Regions from separate parts of the Homo sapiens genome. Here region 1 is linked to region 2. A link is a loop called in an ENCODE intact Hi-C map of the cell type or tissue named here. Cell type or tissue: MCF 10A. All regions are shown on one strand. Links, peaks and the distances in the headings refer to the core of each region. The heading gives the core; the rest is flanking DNA.

What was found. Hi-C counts contacts between places; a loop is a spot of excess contacts. Peaks named below come from ENCODE experiments on the same cell type or tissue, not always from the same donor. Only the 100,000 strongest peaks of a DNase experiment are listed, where the experiment ranks them.
Region 1: it touches region 2 in a loop (20-fold over the local background); 3 of 110 quality-filtered maps call a loop at or near these places.

The regions. Positions count from the first base shown.
Region 1 is chr15:92,515,484-92,531,846 of GRCh38, forward strand. No RefSeq gene overlaps it. Among named protein-coding and RNA genes, the nearest start is that of LINC00930, 49 kb to the right of the region's middle. RefSeq lists enhancers at 2,616-3,117, 6,076-6,668. In MCF 10A, for the core only: a CTCF peak has its summit at 6,238; a DNase peak (open chromatin) is centred at 6,258.
Region 2 is chr15:92,907,620-92,922,899 of GRCh38, forward strand. All of the region lies in intron 2 of CHD2 (chromodomain helicase DNA binding protein 2), which reads left to right. Among named protein-coding and RNA genes, the nearest start is that of MIR3175, 11 kb to the left of the region's middle. RefSeq lists enhancers at 9,680-10,516, 13,863-15,062. In MCF 10A, for the core only: a CTCF peak has its summit at 10,495 (motif pointing left); a DNase peak (open chromatin) is centred at 10,462.

The DNA of each region.
Region 1 (16,363 bases), core at 4,100-9,099, 400 kb before region 2:
TTCTGCTCCCCGGCTCCTTCAGCTGTACTCACTCTTTGTTAAGTCTCCCACAATTACCATTATTCCTGGCCGGGACTTCAATCCGGCCTCCCACATTATTCCTGATACCACACCTGACCCCCATGACTGTATCTCTCTGATCCACCTGACATTCATCCCATTTCCCCATATTTCCTCCTTTCCTGTTCCTCACCCTGATCACACTTGGTTTATTGATGGCAGTTCCACCAGGCCTAATGGCCACACAGCAGCAAAGGCAGGCTATGCTATAGTACAAGCCACTAGCCCACCTCTTAGAACCTCTCATTTCCTTTCCATTGTGGAAATCTATCCTCAAGGAAATAACTTCTCAGTGTTCCATCTGCTATTCTACTACTTCTCAGGGATTATTCAGGCCCCCTCCCTTCCCTACACATCAAGCTCAGAGATTTGCCCCCAACCAGAACTGGCAAATTGGCTTTATTCAACATGCCCTGAGTCAGAAAACAAAAATACCTCTTAGTCTAAGTAGATATTTTCACTGGATAAGTAAAGGCCTTTCCTACAGGGTCTGAGAAGGCCACCACAGTCATTTCTTCCCTTCTGTCAGACATAATTCCTCTGTTTAGCCTTCCCACCTCTATACAGTCTGATAATGGACCAGCCTTTATTAGTCAAATCAGCCAAGCAGTTTTTCAGGCTCTTGGTATTCAGTGAAGCCTTTATATATCCCTTACAGTCCTCAGTGTTCAGGAAAAGTAGAACGGACTAAAGGTCTTTTAAAAACACACCTCACCAAGCTCAGCCACCAACTTAAAAAGGAATGGACAATACTTTTACCACTTTCCCTTCTCAGAATTCAGGCCTGTCCTCAGAATGCTACAGGGTACAGCCCATTTGAGCTCCTGTATGGACGCTCCTTTTTTTATTAAGACCCAATCTCATTCCAGACACCAGACCAACTTGGACTGTGCCCCAAAAAAACTTGTCATCCCTACTATCTTCTGTCTAGTCATACTCCTATTCACCATTCTCAACTACTCATACATGCCCTGCTTTTGTTTACACTGCCAGTTTACACTGTTTCTCCAAGCCATCACAGCTGATATCTCCTGGTGCTATCCCCAAACTGCCACTCTTAACTCTTGAAGTAAATAAATAATCTTTGCTGACAGGACTATGCTGAATCTCCTTAGGCACTCTCTAATTAGATGTCCTAGGTCCTCCCAATTCTTAGACCTTTAATACCTGTTTTTCTCCTTCTCTTATTCTGTTTAGTTTTTCAATTCATACAAAACCGTATCCAGGCCATCACCAATGATTCTAAATGACAAATATTTCTTCTAACAGTCCCACAATATCACCCCTTACCACAAAATCTTCCTTCAGCTTAATCTCTCCCACTCTAGGTTCCCACACCGCCCCTAATCCCAGTCGAAGTGGCCCTGAGAAACATCGCCCATTATCTCTCCATACCATCTCCCAAAATTTTTGCCATCCCAACACTTTACCACTATTTTGTTTTATTTTTCTTATTAATATAAGAAGACAGGAATGTCAGGCCTCTGAGCCCAAGCTAAGCCATCATGTCCCCTGTGACCTGCATGTACACATCCAGATGGCCTGTTCCTGCCTTAACTGATGACATTCCACCATAAAAGAAGTGAAAATGGCCTGTTCCTGCCTTAACTGATGACATTATCTTGTGAAATTCCTTCTCCTGGCTCATCCTGGCTCAAAAGCTCCCCTACTGAGCACTTTGTGACCCCCACTCCTGCCCGTCAGAGAACAACCCCCCTTTGACTGTAATTTTCCTTTACCTACCCAAATCTTATAAAATGGCCCCACCCGTATCTCCCTTCACTGACTTTTCGGACTCAGCCTGCCTGCACCCAGGTGAAATAAACAGCCTTGTTGCTCACACAAAGCCTGTTTGGTGGTCTCTTCACACGGACGCGCATGAAAGTTAAGGCCAGAAATGAAATAAGTGCCCTGTGATTGCAAGATCACAGGTTTTCCTCATAGAAAAGGAGAGTCTAGTTTTGTTAAGTTTAGATGTAGAGGTTTAAGAAATCCATTTTCATAAACTGAAAAACTGAGTTTTATAAACTGTTCTACTTCTGAAACATTATATCCAATGGGTGCATAGAGAGATAGATACATACATACATACATATATAGATACATAGATACATGATAGAGATACATAGATAGATAACATAAACACACACACACATATTTGTTAATATTTTTAAACAAAATATGAGAACACACTAAGCATACTATTCTACAAATTGCTTCTTTCAATTCATCAAGCATCATGAGCTCTTTGACCAGTTATTTACCTAGTATTTCATCATCTGAATTATATATATCATTGATTTGAAGATAATTGCCCTGCCTGCTGAGTCTCCTCTTCCAAGCAAACATCTCCAACTCCTTCTATGGCACACACCTAGACTCCTGTTGGCTTTACTCTGGAAAGTTCCAGCTTGTCACTGTCCCTCTTAAAGTGTATTGGCAGGGGATGTATCAGCTTCAGCCATGGGAAGTGAGCACAGGCAGTTGAGAGGGTGATTTTCCATGGTGTAGCACTCAGCGAAAGGCACTGGCAAGATGTGGCCCTCAACTCAACCTTCTGAAGTGCCACTTGAAAGTCTCGTGGCACTGACAATAATTCAAAGGCACTGTCTTTTGACCATGCATTCTGATCAACCCCACCCAAGACTGGCCTTCTAATCCAGACTTAACTCTTTCTCAACCAAAATAAAACTTCTGGCTCTAGATGCTCATCTGTAGTCTGACTCCCAGAATTCTTCCAGTGCAGCTTGTAACAAGGTTCCACCTCAGGTGGTAGCGTCCCTTCTCAAGAAAAAGGAAAAGAAGCCCATTGGTAAGGATGGGACTTATGTAATGTTTGTAGTGCCAAGAAAAGGGGTGTTTTCAATCCCAGCTTGACTCCTTTCCATTCCCACCCTGGCTTCATGGGACATCAGAAAAAGGCCTCGAATGCACATTTGTGTCCAAGCCAGCCTGTAAGTCCAAGCTCCGTTCATACAAAGAACCTCTCTCCCTAAAGTGACCTCCCCTTGGCCATCCCTCTGACCTCAGAGTGCACAGCCTGACCTCTCAGGCCCTGAAAACAGGTGGGGTCCATTTGGGCAAATAATTCCTGAATCCTGACAGCCAGGTTGTGGTCTAGAAGAGAGGGTGGACGTGCTAGGTGGGCAGGGGCTCAGCTGGAGGAGGGGGATCTCCAGCACCAAGCCCAGGTCAGAGACCTGGCTCTCCTGCTGTAAGAGAGTCCTGCACAGCATGGCCTATGGCAGCTGGGCACCTGCAATGAGAATGGCTCCCGGGAGCAGTGACTCTTCGGTGGAAGGACGGGCAGAAACTTGCTCATTTTAGGCAGGAGAGAATATTATGAGCAAAGGAATGATGGTAAAAGAGAAGTGAGGGAATGTTAGGTGCTGCCAGTAATTCTGTACAAAGCACAAGGATGAATGTAACTGGTGGGGATGAGGGAAGGGGAGAGAGAGCAATGGGCAGGAGTGTGAAGGGCAAAGGCCATACCAGGCCAGAGAGGCTGGGCTTGGATTCTTGGAAAGCAATGGGGAACTACACATAATTTATGCCGGGGGAGAGTGTGATTGGATTTGTATTCTAAAGAGGCAGCACTCTGCCATCAGGGGAAGTGATGGAATAGAAAACCAATGAGAACAAAGGATAATGGCTGGGAAGATCTAGCCTGTGGAAAGTAGATGCTGTAGGGGACAGGAGGAGAAATCAGGGGTCTCAGAGCAGGCAAGAGGCAGCCTGGGGAGGACATGCCACAGAGATTATTTCAGACCTCAGTTGCATAGGAGGAAACTGCAAAGTTACTTAACCTCCCTGAGCCTCAGTTTCTCTGCTCTTTAAAATAGCATAGAAACTTACTGAGAGAATTTAAATGAGTGCTAATATGAATATAAATTGCCCAGACAGGCCTGAATCATAGGAAATGCTCAGAAAAGGAAAGCTCCCCATAGATTTTTTGGGGAGTTTGCACAGAGAGCAAATAGAATGCAGCAAAGAAAGCCTGGAAAGAAAAGTACCAGTTATTTCATAATCTTGCCAAGATCCTTTGAGCAAAAAGGGAACCAAAGAAGGAAATAGAAAAACAGGTTGGAGTGTTTTTGTTTGTTTTTGTTTTGTTTTTTTTTTTTTGGACAAGCCTTGCGGGGCACTGGGGGGGCTTCTTTGACAAGTACCCTAAAACCTGATGGCAACAAAATGGGAGCAGTTGTAATTCATTAAGAGCACACTGTTGCGAGGCTTGGGAGAACCACCCAACCTCCAGTGGCCGGCCCACCCACCCCCATCAAGAGGCACACTTTCAGGACACTGAAGTACACCACATTCTTGGAGTTTCTCCAGACTAGCTTCTGATGAAGCTGTTCCCCCAGGAATGATCACAGTGAGTCTCAGATTCCTGTGAACAAAGGAGCCAGTAACTCCCCATGACCACAACAAGTAAAACAAAGACAGCTTCAAAGATGGCACCGAGAACTGGGAACAGCAATACAGGCAGGAGTTGGAGAGGATTTCTATTGAAATCCAATGACTGAGCTAAACTATTGATCCATTTTTCTTCTAAGCCTCTACTCACAGAATGCATTCATTTAAAAATAACATTTATAAATATAGGCCAGGTGCGGTGTCTCACGCCTGTAATCCCAGCACATTGGGAGACCAAGGTGGGCAGATCACCTGAGGTCAGGAGCTTGAGACCAGCCTGGCCAACATGGTGAAACCCCATCTCTACTAAAAACACAATGATTAGCCAGATATGGTGGCGCATGCCTGTAATCCCAGCTACTCAGGAGGCTGAGGCAGGAGAATCACTTGAGCCTGGGAGGCGGAAGTTGCAGTGAGCTGAGATTGCACCACTGCACTCCAGCCTGGGCGACAGAGCCAGACTCCATCTGAAAATAAATAAATAAAATTTTTAAAAATAACTTTTATAGATACAGATGCTAGATAGTAAAATCTCATTAAATGAAAACCATTTGACCATGAATCTGTGGCCATTTAATTTGGACTAATTTAAAATTTACTTTTAACCTATGGGAACAGGGCTTCTCCACCAATTTAACCCTGTAATTAGGATGCCAAGAGATTTGGAAAACCACCTCGCACAGGTGCTTCTTCCTTGCCATTTATATCACACTTTTTCTTTTTCACTCGTGGGGTGATATTCAAAGCAAAGTTAACTTAAAGGTATAACCCTCCACTGTCACTCAATCTAGAAATAAAGTCCCTTTCTCTGTTGAGTTTAATGTCTCTTTATTTGCCATGGCAAGAATGGCAAACACATAGCACACACCCTACCCTCCATCTCACCCAAGCCCTCTGCAGGCATGACTAGCTGATCAGAGTAAGGATCCTTCTTAATCCAGTACTTCAAAAGAAGGAAGAGATTCCAAGCATTCCTTCCTCTCAGATAATAAATTTGATGTCCTCCTTCCAAGGAGAAAACATCTATTCTGTGCCCAAGGGCCTAAGAACTGAGGTTACTTACCCAGTGGAAATAGCTTATCCATTTCAGGAAGAACTGACAAAACAGGTGGTAAGATAAGGCTTCCTGTTCCCTCACTCATTTACCAAGAAGGTGGTTAATATTAGCAGAAAAATGGTTTGGCAGACTGAACACTGAATGAAGGTCTCCTTGGACACTTGGCATGTCCCTAGGCTAGAGCAGTGATATGGCTTAGCTCTGTGTCCCCACCCAAATCTCATCTGAAATTGCAATCCCCATATGTCAAGGGAGGGACCTGGTGGGAGGTGATTGGATCACGGGGGGCAGTTTCCCCCATGCTGTTATAGTGATAGTGAGTAAGTTCTCACAAGATCTGATGGTTTAAAAGTGTGGCACTTCCCCTCCACCCCTCTTTCTCTCTCCTGCCATCATGTAAGACCTGTCTTGCTTCCCCTTCACCTTTTACCATGATGATTGTAAGTTTCCTGAGGCCTCCCCAGCCACGCAGAACTGTGAGTCAAAACTCTTTTCTTTGTAAATAACCCAGGCTCAGGTAGTTCTTTATAACAGTGTGAACATGGACTAATATAATCAGTGATCTAAGAAGGGGTAGAGGAGAGCAGAGTAATACAAAATGACAAAGGGAAGTCGGGGAGAAGGATTCCCAGACTGTAACCATAATAGGTCTGTTGCCTGATATGCATGGCAAGTAAATACCATGGCAATACCATGGCCAGACACCAGGTTGCAGCAGAGAAAGAGGTTTAACCGCAGGGCCTCCGAATGAGGAGCTGTGAGTAAACCTCCAATCCATCTCCCCGTGGAGTTTGGGGTTAGGATTTTTAAGTGTTTTGGAGTGGCCGGAAGTGTGGAGATAGGTCCACGAACTGTGATTGGTTGAAGAGTACAGGATGAAGTCACGGGACAGGGAGATGAAGAAGCTCTATTCTCATGCTGATTCCACTCCTCTATGGGGTCTTCAAACTAGTTGGTGTCAGCTATTTCACTGGAATTCTGGATCTCAAAACACATCTTAAGCAATTCTTATGCAAAAGCCTTATGAATGTAAGATCAGAAATCCTATTTATCTAAAACAAGTCTTATGATTCTAGTCTCAGAAATCCTGTCTATAGGAACAACAGGGAAGCAAATGGTCAGTATCTAGTTACAAGCAAGTGGGTCAAATTGCAGCCTGATTCGAGCTTAATTATAAATATATTTCTGTCTGGAATTCTTGTTAACCCTATGAGGATAGCTTCAGGATGGTTATTCAATGAGAGCCAGCCTAGTGTAGGGGTTAAGCACATATCTCTGAGTTCAAATCCTGCCTCTGTTACACTATGTGCCCTTGGGTACATTATGTACCCTCTCTTCACCTTGGTTTCCTCATCTGTAAAATGGAAATAATAATACCTGTGTCATAGTATTGTTGTGAAAATTAAATGTGATCATCTATGAAGAGTTTCTAGCGTATACTACATACTCAAATGTTACTTTTTTTTTTTTTTTTTTTGAGATGGAGTCTCCCTCTGTTGCCCAGGCTAGAGTTCAGTGGCGTGATCTCGGCTCACTGCAAGCTCCGCCTCCCGAGTTCATGCCATTCTCCTGCCTCAGCCTCCTGAGTAGCTGGGACTACAGGCGCCTGCCGCCATGCCCGGCTAATTATTTATTTATTTATTTATTTATTTATTTTGTATTTTTTAGTAGAGACGGGGTTTCACCGTGTTAGCCAGGATGGTCTCGATCTCCTGACCTCGTGATCTGCCCGCCTCGGCCTCCCAAAGTGCTGGGATTACAGGCGTGAGCCACCGCGCCTGGCCGAATGTTACATTATTGTTGTTATAATTCCTGTTATCAGACAGGATGCTGTTGGAGTAGGTAGCACAAAATTCAGATAAAGGCATTGATGATCCTGCATTGAGTCCAGAGGTAGGATGTTCCAGGCACAGCTGGTTAAATCACAGCTATTTTTCATCATTCTGTTCTGAATCTCCAGGTCAGCAATTGTTTCCCCACCAGTAGAGCTGGCTTCACAACTCTAGATGTCATGTAGCCTCTAGCAAAGAAAGGGGAGGAGGCATTTCTAGCAAAGGAGACAGGAGGTGGCTGTTGGGGATGGAGTCAGTAGTGCATGATAACTCAGACTGGATTTATGGAGAAAAGAAAGACATATTGTGTGCACACAGACACACATACAGACTCCACTCATGTATGTTTGGCTAACAGGCCATATCTAGATGCATTCCAGACATCATGGAACATAGTAGAAAGGTCACACCAGGGGACCACCCACCTTGTACTGGGGCATTTCAAATGGTCTTATCTCTACCTAGGCCTCTCCATTGGATATCAAAGCCTTTGGCTGGGTTTAAACAGGTTAATAGGCTTTTGAGTAATTAGTGCTTTGAGGAAGCCGTAGGCTTTGATTCGTCAAATGCTGTGGCCTGTTCACTGTAAGCAGAATTTAATCTGTGAGCTACATCATGTGAAAATAAAGCTGCCTAAAACCAAATACATTCAAATTGTGATGATAGTAATGCAAGCAGGCAGGCTTTTCTTGCATGGCTTGTGAAGTGGTTCTGAAGCAGAGGAGTTCCAGAAATCTTTTAAGCAACAGTGGTTTGAAGAAGATGACATCCATTTGGAGAGATGTACTGATATATGAAATCCCCCAGTTTAGGAATAAGACCTAGGTGTAACTCCTGGCTCCCACCTTTGTGTAACCTAGGACATGTTTTTTTCACTTCCCTGAAACTCAGTTTCGTGGTCTTTAAAATGAACACGATAATACCTACTTTGGAGATTTAACAGGAGAGTAAGTTAGGTGAAAAGTTAAACTGCCTGGCCTAGTAGCTGGCACTGGGAAAGTGTTCATGTAGTGGATTCAACAGTGACCCCTGAAAGATATGTCCACTGAGAACCTGTGAATATGACCTTATTTGGAAAAAGGGTCTTTGCAGATGTAATTAAGTTGAGGATCTTGAGATGAGATTATCCTGGGTTGTCCCGATGGACCCTAAATTCAATGACAAGTGTTCTTTTAAGAGAAAGGCAAGGAAAGATGCATAAAGAAATGTTGACCTGTTTTTTCTCTACTAGTGTGGATAATTTGTTATTCTTTGAGCTCATCTGTGTTTTCCAATTTTCTACAATAAACTTGGTTTACTCGTGGAAAACACACACACACAAAAGAGGAGGCCATGTGACCCCAGAGGCAGTGAACGTTATATCCCTACTGTCTCCAGCAATAAGCACAGCACACGTTAGGCATTCATTTATTTCTTTTGTTTTTTTCTTTGTTTTGGTTTTTTAGTTGATTGGCAAAGCCAGTAACTGGTTCCAAGAACGAGTTAATATGATACTGCATGAGTCAGGACAGGCTTCCAAGCCACCTCCGTGTTTCAGTGACTTAAAATAACAAAGGACTATTTCTCACTAATGCTACCTGCCCAAGCAGGGTTGGGGATGAGGAGAGTTGGCTCCACGTCATCCTCACTCTGAGACCCAAAGGACAGGGGCTATACCTTCCCATTATTTTGGCTTCTCCCATAAGCCTGTTGGGTATGCAGAAAAGTGGGGGCTAAGGGACCCAGCATCAGCATTTAATGCTATGCCTGTCAAGTTACTTCTGCTGCATACAATGACCGGAACCACTGACATGGGAAATTCCAAGGCTCGATGAACCAGAATTAGAGGAGAGCTAGATATTGGGGAATATTAGAAATTCTACCACAGATATGGGTGCAATGGTCTCTTTGTGTCCACATTACAAACATCACAGAGAATCCAGTATGAATTGAAGAAGAATGAAATGATCACAGGCCTGGGAGCCTTCTATCTGGTTGTTACAACCTAAATGTTGGTCCTGACCCATCCAACTCCACAATGTGGCTGCTATGGATTATAAGAAAGCACTATACATTATTGTCATTTTGTTTTTCTTTTTCTAGACAACCACTCCCCCCAACCACCAAGATTCATGGGAATTCAGGCCCCAAGAGCCCATTAACCTTAGAGGCTCCACAGGGTCCAGTCTAAAGAGCCCAGATCAATGAGATCAAGCAAACAGTTTCTCAGAAGTCTATAACAAAAAGCAGACAGCTGGCAGCCAGCGTGAGACACCAAGATTTGTCTTTGTGGACGGCTGGCAGGGGCCTGGGGGAGATGTCATTTTTTAACAGGCCTCAGAATAAAATGGATTTTTTACCTGCTGAAGGAGCTACCAGTTAGCAGACATTGCTCTTCCAGGAAAACAAATACACAGCTGGGATACTCATTTTTCTTCCATTATTAAATATTGTTGGCTTGGTTTTAAAAGATTTCAAATACGGCGGCTCTTTAAAATTCCCTGCCTGCCTCCCTTTCTTCCTCCCCTTCTTGTCTCCCTGCCCTTTGATGGAGTTTCAGCGCCCACATGCATGGCAACAACCGCTATTTCATCTTAAATTTCTATAGCAGAAAATGTAGGTCACTGATCTTAGAAGTGGCCTAGTTTCCTGGCTCTAAATAGAAATCTTTCCCCAGGTTGCGGCTTTTTTCTAGGTTAATGTCTAATAAAAGTATAACCTACTTAGCCAGGCCAAACAAACTGAGTTCTGACCTCCCGTCCACCCAGCTGCTGAATGGTTTTGCAGCTTTAGGATCGTCCAAGGCCACAGCTATCCTCAAAAAGCAGCTTGAGGGCCAGAACATGCCTCTGAGGTCACAGGTGGCAGAGCCTAAGAAGGAGAATGTGGCAGCTCTCACTCCACCTGGCAAAGCAAAGGTCCCGGGGGAACTAAGATGTGTTAGTTGCTCACCCACGCTGAGCACTTCTGTACATCTTCACATTTCATTTTGTCCGGGTTAGCTCAAGGTCGTTCTCCTTCCCCCTGCCTTTCCTTCCTCCCTTCCTTCCCCCTTCTTTCCTCCCTTTCCTTCCTTCCTTCCTTGCCTTTCTTATTTCCTTCCTTCCTTTTCTTTCTTCCTCCCTCTCTTCCTCCCTCCCTTTCCTCCTGCCCTTCCTTCCTTTTTCCCTCCATCCCTCCTTCCTTCCTTCTTCCCCTTCCTTCCTTTCTTCTTTCTTTCCTTCTTTTCTTTCTTCCTTCTTTTCTTTCTTTCTTCCTTTCTTTCTTCATTCTTTCCTTCCTTCCTCCCATCCTTCCTCCCTTCCTTCCTTCCTTTCTTTCTTTCTTCCTTTCTTTCTTCATTCTTTCCTTCCTTCCTCCCTTCATTCCTTCCTTTCTCTTTCTCTCTTTCTTCTTTCTTCTATTTTTAATGCACAAGTAAACCAAGTTTATTGTAGAAAATTGGAAAACACAGATGAGCTCAAAGAATAACAAATTATCCACACTACTAGAGAAAAAACAGGTCAACATTTCTTTATGCATCTTTCCAGGTATTTGGCTATATGTATATACTGACAATGACTTATGTTGAACAAAGTTTGGATCATAATAGTCTGTGGTCTAGTTTGCTCCCTTAACCTATACTGTCACGCTTTTTTCTGGTCAATTTATGTATATGTGTGTGCATATGTAACCTTGAGAATTTTTTTTAAGAATTTTTAATTTAATTTTTTTCTTCAACTTTTATTTTAAATTCCTGGGTACATGTGTAGGATATGCAAGTTTGTTACGTAGGTAAACATGTGCTATTGTGGTTTGCTGCACAGATCAACCCATCATCTAGGTATTAAGCCCAGCATGCATTAGCTATTCTTCCTGATGCTCTAACTTCTGCCAACCCCACCCCCAACAGGCCACAGTGTGTGTTGTTCCCCCCGCCATGCACTCATGTGTTCTCATCGTTCAGCTCCACTTATAAGTGAGAACATGTGGTATTTGGTTTTCTGTTCCTGTGTTAGTTTGCTGAGGATGACAGCTTCCAGCTCCATCCTTGTCCCTGAAAAGGACATGATCTTGTTCTTTTTTATGGCTGCATAGTATTCCATGGTATATATGTGCCACATTTTCTTTATCCAGTCTATCGCTGATGGGCATTTGGTTTGATTCTATATCTTTGCTACTATGAATACCACTGCAAAGATATGCATGCATTTATCTTTGTAATAGAATGATTTATATTCCTTTGGATATGTAGCCAGTAATGGGATTGCTGGGTCAAATGGTACTTCTGCTTCTAGATCTTTGAGGAATTGCCACACTGTCTTCCACAATGGTTGGACTGATTTACATTACCTTGGGATGTTTTTCTAAAATAACAAAATTATATAAAATAAATTGTAACCTGAAAGAGATAGCTCATCATTTTTTAAAGATTGTTTCATTTAGGGTTTTATAAAACAGCCAGGCAGGCAGCTAGTGGAACTTAGCCTGGGTGAGTGCCAGGTACATGGTGTTTTTTATAGTAAACATGAGGTCAGCCTCCTCAGCAGGGAGCACTGCAGGAGAAACTGGCTCTCCTGCTGTTTCCAGTACCAGCTGGAGGTGGTGTGAGGGCATCTGGTGAACTTGTGTCCTTGCCTCTCCCCACTCTTCCACCCACCTGAAGTCCCTCTGTGACTCTGCAGCCTTGCTGGATGGACGATCACTTTTCTGCAGCCCCCTTAACATGGAAACCAAAGCCCATGCGTGGGTCACATGTTCCAAAAGTTCCAGCCCACTAGTGCCTGGTCTCTGTGTGCACACCCAGCCACTGCTGCTCCCTTCTCTGCACTTCAGACGGAGGCCCGTTTCTTATCCAGCAACTCCAGACCAAACAAGAAGACTCCATTGCTTCCCACTCCTTCACCTCTGAAGTCCTAACCCCTAGCAAGTTTTTCCTTCCTCGGGTAGGCGCCCTTAGTCACAGGGAGCCGTGACAAATTTGCTTATAAGTTACTCCTTTGTCATAACCATTCTTTATATTAGACTTTCTCTCTTTGATCTGCTGTGTAGTTTCTGTCTCCTGATTGGACCTGGACTGCCACAGTCAGGCTCCTGACTCAGCTCTCTAACATTAGAGTTGCATGTGGCAAGCCACACGGCCCAAATTGGGCCCATTTATACCAAATGGTGGTGGACCCAGACTTCATCTGCCCCAGCAAAATCTTACCTCCCACTCACAGTGCTCTGAAGGACACCCTGTAGGCCCCTCCTGGGCCAGCTCCTGGGTCACTGTGCAGCCCAGGGCCCCTCCTCCTGCACTTGCTCTCCAACTGCAGACTCAGCCTACCACAAAAACAGGTTCCTTGGCCCCTGACCTTTACATCTTGCTCAAAAGTGCTCATACTGGCTGGGCGCAGTGGCTCACACCTATAATCCCAGCACTTTAGGAGGCCAAGGCAGGCAGATCACTTGAGGTTAGGAGTTTGAGACCAGCCTGGCCAACATAGCAAAACCCCATCTCTATTAAAAATACGAAAAATGAGGCTGCGGCAGGAGAATCACTTGAACCTGGGAGGTGGAGGTTGCAGTGAGCCGAGATCACGCCACTGCACTCCAGCCTGGGCAACAGAGCAAGACCCCTTAAAAAAAAAAAAGGACTCACACCATCATCTCACCTCCTTCCATGACTTCTTGAACTTTAGTGGCTCAGCCCTAGTCATCACTCCCGAAACAGCCTCCTGGATATCTCTGAATTTGACCCAAACTACAGCTGTGCAAGGAAAAGCAGGAGCTCTTCTCCTCCATTTAACATATGAGGAAACTGAGGTTCCAAGTTTCAATGCTGATTCACATGGAGAACAAATGGCATTTCCCAGAAGTGAATCTTCTGATGTCTAGCCCAGGGTACTGCTAACACATCACTGAATTTCTCTCTCTTATTGGGTGAGAAAAGCTTGTTTCTACACAGCTATAGGTGATCTAAAGTCACCTGGAGGGTTTGAACCTCAGTCTAAACAGGGCCTCCACATTTGGCTGCACAGGTTAAGCCCTGTTCAGCTGAGAGCTTCTGTAGGAGCTGAAATTCAGCCTGTGCCCTTCATGGTAAGCCACACACTGAACATAGGGCTGAATCAGCCCAGGGAAATGCATCATCTTGGCACTTGACCACCCATAAGAGGCATTTTTATGAAGTTTCCACAACCACATGGAACTATACTAGCAGCTGAGGTAGCCCAGGTTCAACGCCATTTGAGGGTATCCCTAGCTTTGGCTTTGGGCAGTGTAGACTCAACATTCTATGGGACTCCTGGGCAAGGTACCTGATGGGTGGGTGGCAAAACAGAGGGAAAAGAAGAGAAGTCCTTGCTATCAACCTAAGTCATTTGTTCCTACAAACATCCCTGATTCATGCTACATTCTGTCTGTCTCTCAGACATCTGTCCTTCCAAGTGCTCATGGATACACCCCTCTTGCTGGTATCTAATGCTGTTGGCCCTGCAACTTTCTGTACTCCTTTCAAGCCAAGTTTGGGAGCACTGGAATCCCTCTGGTCCTCCCTGTGCCAGTGGAGCATGGACATCTCCCTAAAGCTGCATATCTTCATGGGCTCTGTGCAACCATTCCCCCTCCAACCTCTCTGGCTGTTATAGTTTGGACTTGTGTCCTCACCCAAATCTCATGTTGAATTTTAATCCCCAATGTTGGAGGTGGGACGTGATGGGAGGTGATTAGATCACAGGGATGGTTTCTTATGAATGGGTGATATGGTTTGGCTGTGTCCCCAACCAAATCTCATCTTGAATTTCCATGTGTTGTGGGAGGGACCAGTGGGAGGTAATTGAATCATGGGGGTGGATCTTTCCCATGCTGTTCTCATGACAGTGAATAAGTCTCACGAGATCTGATGGTTTTAAAAAGAGGAGTTCCCCTACACAAACTCTCTCTCTCTCTTTGCATGCTGCCATCCATGTAAGAAGTGACTTGCTCCTCCTTGCCTTCTGTCATGATTGTTAGACCTCCCCAGCCACATGGAACTGTAAGTCCATTAAACCTCTCTTTCTTTTGTAAATTGCCCAGTATGTCTTTATCAGCAGAGTGAAAATGAACTAATACATTAAGTTAGTACCAGTAAAGAGTGGCATTGAAGAAAAGATACCCGAAAATGTGTAAGTGACTTTGGAACTGAGTAACAGGCAGAAGTTTGGAACACTTTGGAAGGCTCAGAAGAAGAAAGGAAAACGTGGGAAAATTTGGAGCTTCCTAGAGACTTGTTGGATGGCTTTGACAAAAATGCTGATAGTGATATGGACAATAAGGTCCAGGCTGTGGTGGTCTCAGATGGAAATAAGGAACTTGTTGGGAGCTAAAGCAAAGGTGACTTCTGTTATGTTTTAGCGAAGAGACTGGTGGCATTTTGCCCCTGCCCTAGAGATTTGTGAAACTTTGAACTTGAGAAAAATGATTTAGGGTGTCTGGCCAAAGAAATTTCTAAGCAGGTGCTTCCATGCTTCTTGTACAGCCCATGGAACAATGAGCCAATTAAACCTCTTTTCTTTATACATCACCCAGTCTCAGGTTATTTCTTTATAGCAATGCGAGAACTGGCTAACATACTGCTTCCTCAGCAGGAAGAAGGGCACAGGAGCAGGATCCCTAGACAATCTGGATTTCCCTTCATCTCTCCTTCCTTCCCTGAGCCCAACCACATATTCTCTAGACTAGGTAGGATAAGCCTTACTCTTTCTTATCTTCCTCCAAAACGCTTTGTTCACTAGCAGGCTTTCACTATGGGCTTCAGCTTTGGGAGGCTAAAATCCAGGGAGTTCCTCTTTATCTGGCTTTAAACCCTGTCCACACCCCTGGGGCAAAAGACCCAGAAAGGTCTGGCCACCTCAGTGGTGGAAAGAGTTAAGAAGAGATACAAGGAGGGTAAAAAACATAAAGCTTGGGAGTTCAGAAATATTATCACACTGCACAGTTTTACTGAAGTAACCATACCACAGAACGGAAAGTCTGTCTCTCCTGATGTGGTAGCAGCACAACCTGAAGGCTCTTGCCTCCAGTGCCTCCAGTGACAATCAAGTACTGACCATCCCCACATCATGACTGAGTTGCTGGTTATCATGGTCAGTTCAAAACCTCATTCGGAATGATGTGAAGAGTACTGGTCAGTCTGTGTGAAGTGAGCAGATTAAGATATCCCCCTGTTATCTGAGACCTTCTGAAAAGCCCTTCATATAGTCAATAAATTTTTCCTAAGCCTCAGAAATGAGATGACTCCATGCTCAAAGAGAGACTAAGGAATTGTTTGAGAATCCAAGCAGAAACACCAGGACAATGTGTTGGGAACTCAGACACGGAGCCAAAGAAGAGACTGAAAACTTTGCTGCTTGGAAGTCCTGTAAAAGTCCTGTATCCTTTTCCCAGTCACATCCCCAGTTTACCTGCTGTGCCCACCACCACCAGAAAGAAGAAAACTAAGTCTAGCTGATACCACATCTAATGGAAGCATCAACCAGGTTGCCCTAAAATCGCTCCCTGAACGACAAAAATCAAATGTTGTGGGATGATGGAGGTTTCAGAGATAGCTCCAAATGCAAAACTTCCCAGTGGAAAGTGCTCTGGACAGGTCAAAGGCAAATTCACTACCATAAAGTCCAGGAGACCCCAAATCTCTGAGGCTAACACTGAAGGTACTCCATGAAAAACTCTCCCCACAGTGCCTGCACCAGGGAAACATCAGCCTCACCTCTCTGCTCCCCTGTCCTGCCAAACTTCAGTCTCTGCTCCCAAGAAAACTCCCAGCACCCCGATCAGGGAAGAGTGGAACACTTGTGCCTACTCTTCTGAAGGGACTGAAGTGAAACCCAGCTGGGTCATGCCAACCCTTTAAGGATTCAGAAATAGCAACTCTTAGCAGTAGTCCAGCCTGTCCAGTCTGTAGCAGTGATTCTAACACACATCCTCCATTCTCACTGGCAGACAAGCCTTAGAGGATCAGAGGGACTGGGGAGTGTGCACTCTAACTTCTCCTGCACCATGTTGACCTCTGGCCACA
Region 2 (15,280 bases), core at 7,792-12,791:
GCACTTATGATTGGACTTGTAATTTTCTCATTTTAAAAATGTAGATAATGGTCATCTTCATTGGGTCATGAAGATTAAATAATATAGTGCCCATAAAATGCTTAGCAAAGAGCCCATCACATTAAAAGTGCTCAATAAATGTAAGCTTTTAGTAAGGTTATTTTATTCTTACTGTTTGTTTCATCTTACTTTCTTGCACCCCTCCTTCATATCCTAAGTTCTTCTTCAGGAGCTAGGTTGGCCCTGAGGAACTCGCTGGTTGTCTTGGCCTACCAGGAGAGTTTGTTTAGGCCAGTTACAGGAGAGATTTGTGAGAATGATTTTAGGAGGCAAGTCCTCATTTAGTCAGCTTGGGTGCGTTTTACAGTTCATCCTCTCTTAGAATTTTTTTTTTTTTTTTTTTTTTTTGAGAAGAGCCAGCCTTTTGAGAGAGCATATGACTCTTCCTGGACTACAACAGCTTCTTGTGTGAATCACAGCCCGGCTTTTGCCAGTTAGTCTGAGTAGATAACTACCCACCCCCACTCCCCCAAGCTGATAATTATTACCCTGGTTTATCCTCTGTCTCATTTCCCCTCTCAAGCTGTTAGAGAATGAATACTGAATACTGTGGTGCACTGCTCCATGGATATAAATGTAACAGCAGTAATATTTACAACCAATGTCTAATTGGCTGTAGCTTGCTTTCAGTGTTCAGTCTAAACCATAGGACTATATATTTGTCTTAGCATAATGCCGAACATGCAAGTCTGCTTAAACTATAGTCTTAAGATTTGTGTGTTTTGGGTTTCCTCTACTTCCTCTATTTCCTGTCTTTTTTGGGTTATAGGTCAGATGGGTTCTACTTTTTATTCCCATTTCAGACTGTGGAGAGCTTCTAAAAATACCAGTGTCCATCCCTGCCCCTAGGATCTAGTTAATTTTTAAAAGCTCTCTGTGTTTCAAATTTGCATGTGTTTCTGTATGTTTGCAGTATCTCCGTGTGTTTTCAAATCTTCTGATGGAGCACTTCGTGTACTTTAACCCTTGGTCTTTCCATTGCCTGTCCCATTTTTAAATTCCCTTTTTAGTCTTAATAGCTGCTTGAGTTAGGACCTCTGGAAGCAAAAGTGGGATAGGATGCTGACGGGGAATTGTAGGCTTGATGGAAGAGGATGTTTCTATATTAAATGTCATGGCAGATCCAGTTCTAGGCATACCTTTAAAATGTATACACAGGCTGGGCGTGGTAGCTCACTCCTGTAATCCCAGCAGTTTGGGAGGCCCAGGCAGGCGGATCACTTGAGGTAGGGAGTTCGAGAACAGCCTGGCCAACATGGTGAAACCCTGTCTCTACTAAAAATACAAAGATTAGCTGGACATGATGGTGGGTGCCTGTAGTCCCAGCTGCTTGGGAGGCTGAGGCCGGACAATCTCCTGAAGCTGGGAGGCGGAGGTTGCAGTTAGATGAACTGACACACCACTGCACTCCAGCCTGGGAGACAGGGTGACCAAAAAAAAAAAAAGAAAAAAGATAAAAAATGTATATGCAGGTGGGCTTTCTCCCCTCAAGATTCTGAATTCCTTGTAAGTGTCTTCTAGTCGCTTTAAGCTCTTGTGGTCGTCTCTTCCTTAGTGTACTCTCCTTACATCCTTTGGAAGTTTAGATTCTAGAATTATTTACTTGGAATGCAGTTACATTCCATTCTAAACTTCCTTTCCCTTGGGTTTATAAAAACATTGGTGGGTTGTGAATTGTGACCGACATTGAAAAAATACAAAAGAATGTGGTAATAAACTCCAGGGTGTATCCCATTTGTATGGGTTGTTTCTAAGTCTAGCAGTGCCTGCTAGCTGGTAATCTTTCACTTTGGATTTTTTGTTGTTGTTGGGACAGAGTCTCACTCTGCTGTGCTGGGATTACAGGTGTGAACCATCATACCCAGCCTCGTGGTGGTATTATAGATGCCTGAGGCTGGATAATTTGTTATTGTGGGGAGCGTCTCATACACAGTGCGGTGCTGCAATCCCAGTCTCAGGTGGGATTTTCCCACCTCTGCCTCCCAAGGAGCTGGGACCACAGGTGTGTACCACCCCACCTGTCTAATTTTTGTAGAGATGGGTTTGGACCATGTTGCCCAGGCTGGTCTCTAATTCTTGGGCTCACCTAGACCTCCGAAAGTGCTGGGATTACAGATGTGAGCCACCGTACCTGGCCTTCACTTTGGATTTTATCAGGAAGGAATATTGTACATGGTGAACATTTTGTAGAAAAATACCAAAGTAGATTTATATTTATTGAGTGCTTACTCTGGGTAAGGGACTGTTTTAAGGGTTTTACGTGTGTGTGTGTGTGTGTGTGTGTGTGTGTATGTATATATGTATATATATACACATATATACATATATATAAATTTTTTCTTTTGAGACAGGGTTTCACTCCCATCTCTCACACTGGAGTGCAGTGGTACAATTTCGGTTCACTGCAACCTCCACCCTCCAGGCTCAAGCAGTTCTCCTGCCTTAGCCTCCCTAGTAGCTGGGACTACAGGCACATGCCACTGCACTTGGCTAATTTTTTGAATTTTTTGTAGAGAGGGGGTTTCGCCACGTTTCCCAGGCTGGTGTTGAACTGGGCATGAACCACCATGCCTGGCTATATGTATATTTTATTTAATATGAAAGTCAGTATAGCAAAAATGTTAGTAACCCTCCTAAAGTTAACCAACTCACTAAATGAATGATTACATAGTCCTCTTCCTTTAAAGGCCTGTGGGTGACCTTAGGTCCTGCTGATCTTATTTATTTTTTTGAGACGGAATCTCACTGTGTTGCCTAGGTTGGAGTGCAGTGGCGCCGTCTCAGCTCATTGCAACCTCCGCCTCCCAGGTTCAAGCGATTGTTCTGCATCAGCCTCCCGAGTGGTTGGGATCACAGGCGTTTGCCACCATACACCCAGCTACTTCTTACTATTTTTAGTAGAGATGGGATTTCACCATGTCGGTCAGGCTGGTCTCAGACTCCTGACCTCAAATGATCTTGCCACCTCCGCCTCCCAAAGTGCTGGGATTACAGGGGTGAGCCACTGCGCCTGGTCCCTGCCGAGCATTTACTACCCATGCCGTTCTGTTCCTTCAGTTCCATTGTGTGCTTACCAAGGATTAGTAGATACATCTTGAATTTGTTTATGCTGGTTGTACGGTCATGTGTTGCTTAGCAATGGAGATACATTCTGAGAAGTATGTCGTTAGGTGATCTTGTAGTTGTATGAACATCTCACACAAACCTAGGTATAGCCTACTGCACACTTATGCTGTAGCCTGTTGCTCCTAGGCCACAACTGTATAGAGCATGTTACAGTACTGAATGCTGTAGGTGATTGTAATACAATGGTAAATATTTGTGTATCTAAACAGAAAAGGTACAGTTAAAATACAGTATTACAGTCTTATGGGATCACTGTTGTATATGACACCAGTCATTGACCTAAACTTCCTTATGTGGTGCATGATACTTGTAACTTTGCATTTTAATTAAATAGCAAGTCAGTAGGCGAAATGATTGTGAGAGATTGTTTCAGTGAAAACTAAGTTGAATGCTTTAGGAAGACTAAATAATAGCATGTATACTACCTCCTAAGAATCTAGAACTTGTTCTGATTGCTTTGTATGTGTTAGTTTATGTAATTCTCACCACTCCTGAGGTACATATGCTTATCGCTATTTGCTAGATGAGAAAATTGAGTCACAAGGAGAGTAGATGGTAGAATTGGGATTCAAACAGTGGCAGTTTGACTCCAGCATTGATTAAGCATCTTGTGAAAAGTTGCTGTCAAATTAATGGGTAAGAGGAAACTTAGCCGGGTGTAGTGGTTGATTCTTGTAATCCCAGCACTTTCGGAGGCTGAGGCTGGCAGATCACTTGAGGCCAGGAGTTCGAGACCAGCCTGGCCAACATGGTGAAACCCTGTGTCTACTAAAAATACAAAAATTAGCTGGATGTGGTGGTGCACTCCTGTAATACCGGCTATTAGGGAGGCTGAGGCAGAGACGCTTGAACCTGGGAGGCGGAAGTTGCAGTGAGCTCAGATCGCACCACTCCACTCTAGCCTGGGCAGCAGAGTGAGACTGTGTCCCCCCAACCCCTGCCCAAGAAAAAATCAACATCAACAAAAAAAGAGGAAACTAATGTATATGAGACTGCGGAAAATAGTAAAAATCTTGCATAATTCTGTAGTTTGCTTCTTTTTAAACACTTTGCATTTTAAAGAAGCAGACTCAAAATCACAGTGCACTGTGGGTGTGATTGATGCCAGTCACACATTCTGCTGTTCAAAAGGCCATGACTCTACATCAAAAGATTCTAGTTAAAATGTTGCCCTGAAGTGATGCTCATGGGGATAGTATAAGAAACAAATGTGCAAAGATGGGTAGATGGGAGGTACTGGAGGCCTCGGAACTTCACCTTTGTGCAGTTTGTCGTCCATTGGCACACATGAACTTTGGATTTGGCCACACGTTTTGAAGATTTGTGCTTTGCTTCAAGTTTGTTTTTTTTTGTTCGAAACTTAGTTCCCAGACAGGTTTTGCATGAGAATCACTTGGAGAATTTTAAAAGCCAAGCTCCCTGTCTGATTGGATTTGGGAGCCATGTAGTAGGTTTGAGGAATTGTCCAAAGCTCTGGGTGGGTCTGTGGCATAGCTAGGCTTGAGAACTGTTGTGTTTATCTGCCGTCTCGGGGAATAGTTCTTGAGTGTGTTGTGTGTTGACAATCTTGAGGCGGAGTCTCGCTCTGTCGCCTGGGCTGGAGTGCAGTGGCGCAGTCTCGGCTTACTGTAACCTCTGCCCCCTGGGTTCAAGTGATTCTCCTGCCTCAGCCTCCCAAGTAGCTGGGATTACAGGTGTGCACCACCGTGCCCAGTTAATTTTTGTATTTTTGTTTTGTTTTGTTTTGAGACGGAGTCTCGCTTTGTTGCCTGAGCTAGAGTGCAATGGCTCGATCTTGGCTCACTGCAGCCTCCACCTCCTGGGTTCAAGTGATTCTCCTGCCTCAGCCTTCTGAGTAGCTGGGACCACAGGTGCCCGCCACCACGCCTGGCTAATTTTTTGTATTTTTAGTAGAGACAGGGGTTTCACTATGTTGGCCAGGCTGGTCTCAAACTCCTGACCTCGTGATCCGCCAACCTTGTGATCCGCCCGCCTCGGCCTCCCAAAGTGCTGGGATTACAGGCGTGAGCCACTGCGCCAGGCCCTGACAAACTAAAATGATCAGTGTGTCTTCCATTTAGATGCAGGTTGGCATTCAAATAGAGGCAATATATGACTGGTGAATTGTAATTTCAAAGGAAAGCAGTAATGGATCAAACTCTTGCACTGTTCTCTTTCCCTTGCTTAAAAAAAAGTCTGTTCCCTCTGAATCTAGCTTTATATAGACGTTTAAATCCTTAAGTTTACTTGCTAAAAATCACCTGGGGTGCTTGTTCAACATATTCCCAGGCTTCTTGCTTGAAAGTTAAAAAATTCAGCAATTCTAGGGTTGTGTCCAAGAATCTGTATGTTGAACAGCAACCTCAGTTGATTCTTGTACTGAGGCAAGTTTGGGAATAAGGTCAGTGTGGGACGGGGTTTCGATCTTTTCTGTTCTGTTCTGCTGCTTTTTAGCTGTAGAATCTTGGGCAGGAGTGTCTGAGCCTGTTTCTTCATCTTTTAAAATAGAGTAAGGGTAGTACTTGTCTCTTAGGGAAGGAAGTTCAAATTAAATAAAATGATACTTCTAGGCAGTGGTCTTTAACTAGTGGCAGGTTTGTCCCCTTCCATTACCCTGGACATTTTTGCTTGTCACTCTGGGGGTGGGGGTGTTACTGGCCTCTAGTGGGTAGAGGCCAGAGATGCTCCCCAACATCCAAGAGTGTGTATGAGACAGCTCCCCACAATAACAAATTATCCAGCCTCAGGCATCTATAATGCCACCACTAGGCTGGGCACGGCGGTTCACGCCTGTAATCCCAGCACTTTGGGAGGCTGAGGTGGGATCCCTTGAGCTAGGAGTTCGAGACCAGCTTGGGCAATTTAGGGAGATGCCATTTCTACAAAAAATGTAAAAATTAGCCGGGTGTGGCAGTATGCACCTATAGTCCCAGCTATTTGGAAGGCTGAGGTGGGAGGATTGCTTGAGTCCAAGAGCTTGCGGCTGCAGTGAGCTGTGATCACATTACGTGCACTCCATCCTGGGCAACTGAGCAAGACCCTATCCAAAAAAAACAAAAACCCTATGATTGAGAAACCGTGCTTGCCTTGGTAAATGTTGGTTGTTAGTAATAAAGTTGAGTCCCTTTGCGGTTTCTTCTCTGGCCTGATCCAGGGACCCCTCTTACTCCCATGACGTTATGGGCATACGTTTCACATTTATTATTGGGATTGGTAATCAGATCTTTTAATCTCCTTTGAACTTTGGGAGTTGCTGAAAGCACCATATATTTTATAAAAGTCTAAAGTTTATAACCTAAACAATAGCTAACTAAAGACAAGACTCACAGGGCTGAAAGGAACTCTTGGTCAAATTGGTCCATCTGTCCTTAGGGCTTTAATGGGTGTAAATACATTGCCCGAGGTGGTTAAGTATTCTTTTGTTAATGAATTCTGGGGAGAACTCCCCTTGTAACTGCTTTTCACAGCTTGGTTATTTACAAAGACTTTTGATTTTACCTGAATAGAAAGCTTCTTTTGTCTTTTGTGTATTAGCACATTGCCAGATCCTGATTAGGTAGGTATTTGTGAAGTGCCTTAACTAATTTGTACCTTAACCAGGCTTCTTGCTAGAATACATGTTTCTCTAATGTATGCCTGGGTGCTAATAGTTTGGTGCTATGGAAACTACTTATATTTGGTTATTGGGGAGCAGAAGTAGTATGCATGATGAGGCTAAGGTGATGCCTGCCTGGCTTCAGCTGTGAATTTTAGAAATACACTGATTAAAGGTAAATTTTTTTTTCTGTCCTTACTGCTGGATTTCTTAATCTGGGAGGTACTTGATGGAATTTAGCCTTTTTATCCCTTGAAATTATAAGCAGCATTTTGTGTGCACTTTTTCTTATACATGTACCTTTTTCTGCTGTCAAAAGACAACATTTCAACACATTGAGTATAAAGATCTAATTGGATTTTATTATTGATTAACAAATTAGGTAGCACCCCATCTATAAAAAAATAGGTGCCCATTGGGCATGGTGGAACAATCGGTTTTTATAAGGTTGAGCAGGAACAGGAAAACAACATAGTACAAAAATGTGGGTTAACATCAGGTTACTTGAGGTTATTTTCCTTATAAGGGTTAAAGCAGAGGGAACTTCCTTATGCCAGCTCACACTGTCTGTCTGGGGATTTGGGTATCTTCTTTCCTGAAGGTAAGGTAAACAATTTAGAAGTTTAACATGAGTGACTCTATTTTGGTTTGGTCTGTTAGGGTCTAGGAGCTCGGTCCAAATTAGTGGCCTTCCATAGATTCTGTTTAACACTGGAAGGAGGGTCCGTAGTGTTGCGTGTGTTAGGGTGACTGCTGAGAGCACTGCTGAATCCTGGGGAGGGGCCTGCACCTTAGAACTGATCAGTTCTACAGTGTTAGAAACAGACCTCTTTTGTCAGAAATTAAGAATTCAGAAAAGTTCAAAGGATATAATTAAAGTTTTTTTTTTTTTGAGACAGAGTCTCGCTCTGTTGCCCAGGCTGGAGTGCAGTGGTGCGATCTCAGCTCACTGCAAGCTCCGCCTCCCGGGTTCACGCCATTCTGCTGCCTCAGCCTCCCGAGTAGCTGGGACTACAGGCATGTGTCACCATGCCCGGCTAACTTTTTGTATTTTTAGTAGAGACAGTGTTTCACCGTGTTAGCCAGGATGGTCTCCATCTGACCTTGTGATCTGCCTGCCTCGGCCTCCCAAAGTGCTGGGATTACAGGCGTGAGCCACCACGCCCGGCCTAATAAAGTTTTAAAATAAAAAAGTTAGACATAGCTAGGGTCACTTTTATGATTTTGGCATATAAAGAGTTGGCACTTATAAAATGTACATGGTTATGTAAATATGTTTTGTGTTTTAAAAATTTAATAGTTTTGAAATTTTCTTTTTGATATTGTGAAAGGAAAATAAATCTCGGTATCTCCAAATTACTAAGCCAAAGGGAAAAGTCAAGCTGGGAACTGTGTCAGGCAAACCTGCCTCCCATTTTTTTCCTAAATAAGATAGCTAGAAAAATAAAAATGCTACATACCTCCCTAACAATTTGCCCACAGGGAAATTCCTTGTGGACAAAGAACTCAAAGCCATCCCCTCTGTTCACCTAAGACAAATGCGTATCTGATTGCTTCCTCTGCCCTGTTGTTTTGCTAAGCCAGACTGAGGCATAAATGACTATGCCTCTACTCTCTTCTCACATGGAACTTGTGTATTCAGTGAAAGGCTAATCAAGAGACTTAAAAGAATGCAACTGTTTGTCTATTATCTACCTATGACCTGGAAGCCCCCTCCCCTGCTTCCAGTTGTCCGGCCTTTCCAGGCCAAACCAGTGTGCATCTTACACATATTGATGTCTCATGTCTCCCTAAAATGTGTGAAAACCAAGCTGTGCCCCATCACCCTGGGCACATACCATCAGGACCTCCTGAGGATGTGTCACGGGCACGTCCTTAACCTTGGCAAAATAAACTTTCTAAATTGATTGAGCTCTGTTTCAGATACTTTTGGGCTCACAGTATTTACAGACATAATTCAGCCCTAATCTAGCTGCTGCATTTAGTTGCATAGTGTGAATATTTCACATTTTACTTTTACATTTTCATAAATGGGTATATGGATTATTTAGGTTTTGTTATGAACAGAGCTCTGAATATTTATTTGCCTCGTCCTATACAAGTTTGATAATTTGTCTACGTTACATGCCCACAAATTGAATTACAGGATTCATACACTTTTTTATTTTTTTGAGTTGGAGTCTCACCCTGTTGCTCAGGCTGGAGTGCAATGGTGCAACCTCAGTTCACTGCAACCTCCAACTCCCACGTTCAAGCGATTCTCCTACCTTGGCCTCCCGAGTAACTGGGACTACAGGCGCGTGCCACCACGCCCAGCTAATTTTTGTATTTTTAGTAGAGACGGGGTTTCACCATGTGGTCCAGGATTGTCTCAGTCTCCTGACCTCCTAATCTGACCACCTCGGCCTCCCAAATTGCTGGGATTACAGGCATGAGCTACTGCTCCTGGCTGATTCGTATACATTTTAAGGGTTACTGGCTATTCTTACAATTATTTAATACTAAGAGACTTTAATTTCTGCAAAGCAGATGAGTGCAAAATAACCAGTTATAATGTTTCCCAAGTTAACAGAGGTTTAGTTATTTTTAAAAATGAGTTTATTGGCCATTTCAGTTTCTTCTCCGTAATTGCGTATCCATTTTCTTTGTGCAGTTTTTGGTTGGATTTTTGATAGGTAATTCTTCATATGTTGTGTATCTATATACTTTGTTATGTGTACATTGAAATTTTGTTTCCCAGTCCGTCTGGGAAACAAGTTACTTGTCTTTTAACCTTGTTTATAGTAATAACTTATTCTGAAGAAGCACAGGACTTGAACCAAAGGTGGAGAGTTTAAAGAACTACATCCAGTATTCTTTACCAATAAGAAATGTGTGGCCAGGCGCAGTGGCTCATGCCTGTAATCCTAGCACTTTGGGAGGCCAAGGCGGGCAGATTACCTGAGGTCCGGAGTTCAAGACCAGCCTGGCCGACATGGTGAAACCCTGTCTCTACTAAAAATACAAAACAATTAGCCAGGTGCAGTGGGGCATGCCTGTAATTCCAGCTACTCTGGAGACTGAGGCAGGAGAATCGCATGAACCCTGGAGGCGGAGGTTACGGTGAGCCGAGATCACGCCACTGCACTCCAGCCTGGGCTACAGAGCGCGACTTGGTCTCAAAAAACAAACAAGCAAAAAGAAAAAAAAGGTGTGACCAGTCAGTCTTCTTTGCTTTTCCATCTTAAGACACATAGAAGTGACTGAGAAGGAATAGTTATGCAATGACATCGGTTTAATAATCAGTTCAACTGAAGAATGTATGTAAATAAGGGCAGTGATACCTAACGCTGATAGTTGATAGTGTGGATTGCATAATTCAGACTGTGGGGTGATATCTTACACACGCACATACACACACACACTCTTGGGCTTTGTCTTCTTTATAGGTAAGGATTAGGAGAATTTTGACATATGCCTGACACAAAAGTGCTCCGTAAATATTAGCTATTGTATCACTGGCAGGAAGTTAGCCTGGAAATAAGTTTTATGGAATTCCAGTGTAGATTGCTTTGTGATTGTTTTGCCAGATTTTGCTTTCACCCACAAAAACACTAAGCTCTGCCAACCAGTTCGGCCATTTTGTAAGTTAGCAAAATAAACACTAAAGTGAAATGGCGGCTTTTGGGCGGGGCTCCCACAGGCTGGCTCCTTTTAAGTGGAATGTTGCTGTGCTGCCCTCTTGTGGCCATTTGGGAAACCGCGATTAAAAATGGAACAGTAAGTGTTAATGGCACTTCGTTTCAAAGTCCAGTTCCAAGAAGGTTAATCACTCCGTTTTTACCTACTTCAGAAAGTATTTTGAAGAGATACCAAATTCTTTTTATCCACAAGCAAAAGGAAGTGGTAAACCTTTTTCTCATCAGCATTTATTTTTGATTGGAATCTGAATTCCCAGTTTTGACTTGTTTTTTTATCTGTGTGTTGTATTTTCCTTTTAATTATTTGTTAAGTAAAAAATTATAAAAGTTGTTTGCAATTTAGATGTTGAATAATTTTCAGATAGTTGTTTTTCGTGAAGATTCTGTATATATGTTGGATAGTCATTCCTGAAAATCCAATGTTTAATTGCCCTGTAACTAGTAAGCCACTGGTAGTCAGCTAATTTTATTACTTTGTTATTTAGGTGAAGGCTTAAAGGACTCCACTCACTAACTCAGTTTGACCCTTTCTATTAGTCTTGTGGGCTTTCTGCCTCCTCTACTAAACCAGCACTAAAGCTACAGCTTAGTACTAATAGTATTTACTATTATAATTATTAGGTATTAATGGCAATTCTACATAGTCTTTTAGGAAATGTCGTTTTTTTAAGGGAATAATATGAATATATATATACGTATATATACACATGTACGCTATATATACACACATATATACACATATACATATATATACATACACACATATATATACATACATATATATATATATTTTTTGAGACAGAGTTTTGCTGTTGATGCTTGGGCTGGAGTGCAGTGGTGTGATCTCGGCTCACTGAAACGTCCACCTCCTGAGTTCAAGCGATTCTCCTGCCTCAGCCTCCAAAGTAGCTGGGATTACAGGTGCATGCCACCATACCTGGCTAATTGTTTTTTTAGTACAGGCTGGGTTTCACCGTGTTGGCCAGGCTGGTCTTGAACTCCTGACCTCAGGTGTTCCACCCGCCTGGGCCTCCCAGAGTGCTGGGATTACAGGCTTGAGCCACCATGCTCGGCCCATAATTACACTTTTTTTTTTTTTGAGACGGAGTCTGGCTGTGTCATCCAGGCTGGAGTGCAGTGGCACGATCTCATTTTCCATTTCCAGTTTATTTAGTGATTATTCCTCTTACGAGAAGTATGAAAATTAAGTAATGACTTTGTTAAGGCTTTTTTTTTTCTTCTTTAAGCAGTTCCCCTCATTAGTACTTGTATTCAGTCTTACATCTGATTCTGGTTCCAAAAACAATTTAAAAACACTTTTTTTTTTTTGGAGACGGAGTCTTGCTTTGTTGCCCAGGCTGGAGTGCAATGGCACGATTGCGGCTCACTGCAACCTCTGCCTCCTGGGTTCAAGTGATTCTTCTGCCTCAGCCTCCCGAGTAGCTGGGACTACAGGCACACTACCATGCCCAGCTAATTTTTTGTATTTGTAGTAGAGATGGGGTTTCACCGTGTTAGCCAGGATGGTCTCCCATCTCCTGACCTCATGATCTTCCCATCTCAGCCTCCCAAAGTGTTGGGATTACAGGCGTGAGCCACCGCGCCTGGCCTAAAAACACTTTTTAAAAACACTCATTCAAATCTTTGCTGGTTTTGTGTAGGGTGGGATGTACTTGCCGCCCTTGGTTTGGATTTGGCTCTCATGATTAGACTTACTTTAGACAATTAACTAGTTTAGACATTAAAAATACTTAAGGTATATAATGAAGTGCTGTGAATTCACTATTAAGCTTCACTACTAAGTTTCAGTCATAAAATGTCACTAGTATCATTCCCTGAGAGCATCTGCCTCCCTCAACCCCTAAAGGCAAATATAGTTGTGAACTTGGTGTTAATCTTTTCTTGGGTTTGATTTTCATTGTTGTTATTTTTGAAATTACACAAGTAATCCATGGAACTCACAAGTATACTTCAAATAACCCATCCCTAACAGAGTAAACCAGTGTTAGCAATGTGGTGATTAAAATGCATTTATACACATAGATATATGCTGACAGAAAAACGGCTTTTTTTTTTCCCCAGAAGGTATTGTTGTGTGCATTGTTACATTTCTAGGAATCACTCTCCTACACAAACTCAAAAACACATAGCTGCACAAGAAGATACGTAGAAAGAAAGATATTTATGGTTACAGTCAACAGTTTCCAAATACAAATACTCTACTCAGAAATATGGAAAGTGTATCAGAGATATTTGCAACTTATTGATTAAGTGAAAAATCTGAAAATAACCTAAATGTACCGTTAATAGGGGAATGTTATATAAAATGTAGTGAATTTATAGTATAAACCAGTTCAAAGGGAATGAGATGGGCATCCATATAGACATATCCTGATGCGGGCATTGGCATTCCATTACATCCTATCTGCAGTGCTTCCCACTTTTCAACACAGAACACTATAAACATTTCTAGTTGGGCTGTTCTAGTTATCTTCAGTAAACTAATGCTGCCTTTTGTGGGTCTCTAGTTGGTAAAGATTTTCAGTCTTTTTGTTGCTGTTGGAGTTTTCTGTTTCCTAGTAGTGTGTAGACCTGTTGTCTGTGACAGTTTTATTGGTGGTGATTGCCAAAACATGATTCTATTCTTAAACTTTTGTCTGGAGTTAAACATTATAGTAGTTGAAAAACTAAATACGTTATTTCAAAGGGGAGGCAAATTGCACATTCTAGCAAATGAATGTGCAATTGAATCCTTCTCTAATATACCAGGCACAAAGAACATCAAAGGAGATATGCTTAGTTTGCAAGTTTATTGGGGAGGTTGACAAGCGGCCAGATTACTCGATAGTATGGGACAAGTGGAGGCAAGGTAGTGTAGATGTTAACAGCTGCCGGAGCTTTGGAGTGAGTCTTTCTAGGTCAGCATGTGTGTCATTGCTAAAAGTATAGAGAGCCAGCAGGGCATGGTAATTGAAGCTCAGACTTGAGATGTGGCTGCCTGTTTTCCATCTCGGTGGTGGTAACTGCTGTGACATATGTCAGTATTGTGGAAGTATCTGATAGGTATTGAGCTTAGGATAGGAGACCAAAGGATGTTTTCTGGGAGAAGGTGATACCTAAGCCCACAAAATTAGAGAGGTATTTAATTTGCTGTGTCCGCAGTGGGTGCAGGAGCTAGAGGGGAGCAATGCTAGGTCTAGAGTCTGGAGCAGTGGGGGTGAGGGAAGAAATGATTAAGTCATGTGCCTTGAGAAATTGTCAGAGGCCAGGTTTTATAGGGCATGCTGAAATTGGATGTTATCAGTGACCAGAAGACCCGGATGCCTGGGAGGTGAACAAGCCTTCAGCTGCCTTTGCTATGGGAATACAGTTTCCAGGTACTGCCTTGCCTAACATCCCTTTCAAGTAGACTGCCCTTTCTATTAAATAAATCCCTTCCTTACTTACAAGGAAATTCTGGAGCTGTCTCTGTACCTGTCTGTCCATGAACAAATAGTGGAGGCAAAACTAATAAATTCCAGCTAGTGTCATGGATTGTGGGGTAACGACTCACTAATGGGTGTTAGCTGGGGAGAATTTTGTGTTAGAAGGGGAATCTCAGCTTGGATGTGATATGCTCAGATTTCCTGTTTGGGTAGGGCTTTGGCATTTATAGGGCACTGCTTTCATAGCTGCCATTAGATGTTCTTATGACACTACTGGTAGATGTCACATAGGTTGACACAAGTTAAAAGATGACACAGGCCTGAGGTGAGCTAGGACTGAAATGGAAGCTGCGATGCCAGAGCCCACAGCTTTTAAGTGTTCCTATCACTATCCAGCTCTCCTCTTCCTTTTTTCTTTCCTGTTGACAACCTGCCTGGTCACAGGTATAAAGTAAATGACTCAGATGCTTTAGTCACCTGGACTAGTCAGCTTGGACTGTGCAAGGGGTTAAGGAGTCAGTAATTGTAATGAGGTCTTGAAACTGTTGAGTCACTTGTTACAAGGAAGCCTGTTTTGGGACCTTGTGTAACAGGGATAAGAGTTAATAATGTTTTCTGAGTCTCTAATCTTTTGGCCCCCTATGGTAAAATAGAAAGAAATGAGCTTTAGATCCACACTTGGATTGGAATCCCGGCCCCTCACCCTCTTCCTCAATTTCTAGTTTTGTCCATTGGCCAAGTTACATAAAAGAGGTCAGTTTTTTTCGTCATTCATATGGTGATAATAATGCCTAATAGTATTGTCCTTGGGAATAAGCAAAATAATACATATAAAGTACTTAGCCTAGTGTCTGATACCTGTTAGGTGATCAGGAAGTTACATGGTTTTTCTCATCTTTCCCCACTTCCCAGTATTGAGAACCTCCCCTCGACCCCTGCTCTCCCATTTTTTCTCATTGCTTCCTCATGGTAACTGAAAGGCCTCCGTATTGTAATGTGCTGTGGATCGCATGGTGTTATTTGCAGCAGTCCCAGTTTGCAGTGTACTGCCCTGTGCACCTCTAGAAGATGCAGTGATGGTAAATATAGAACTTCCCCTTACCCTTTCAGGTTTTGTGCCACGTGTCTTATCTCCTGGCTTCTGAACTCAGGGACTTTTCTGTTAATGTTACTGTAGGTTCTGGGTTTTTCCTTGCCCCCCTCAGAGCAAAGATGGGTAGTTTTTAAGCAAGAGTAAACAGTCCACCTCTTGCTGTAGAGTCCATCCGTTTGAGGTCTTTTTGCTTCAGAGTATCTTCCCCTCTACCAGCATGCCCCTCAGTTGCTTTTTCACCATTAGAGGAAGATGAGGATATTGTTTTCTCTGTGCTTGAGATTGATACTCTATCACCCCT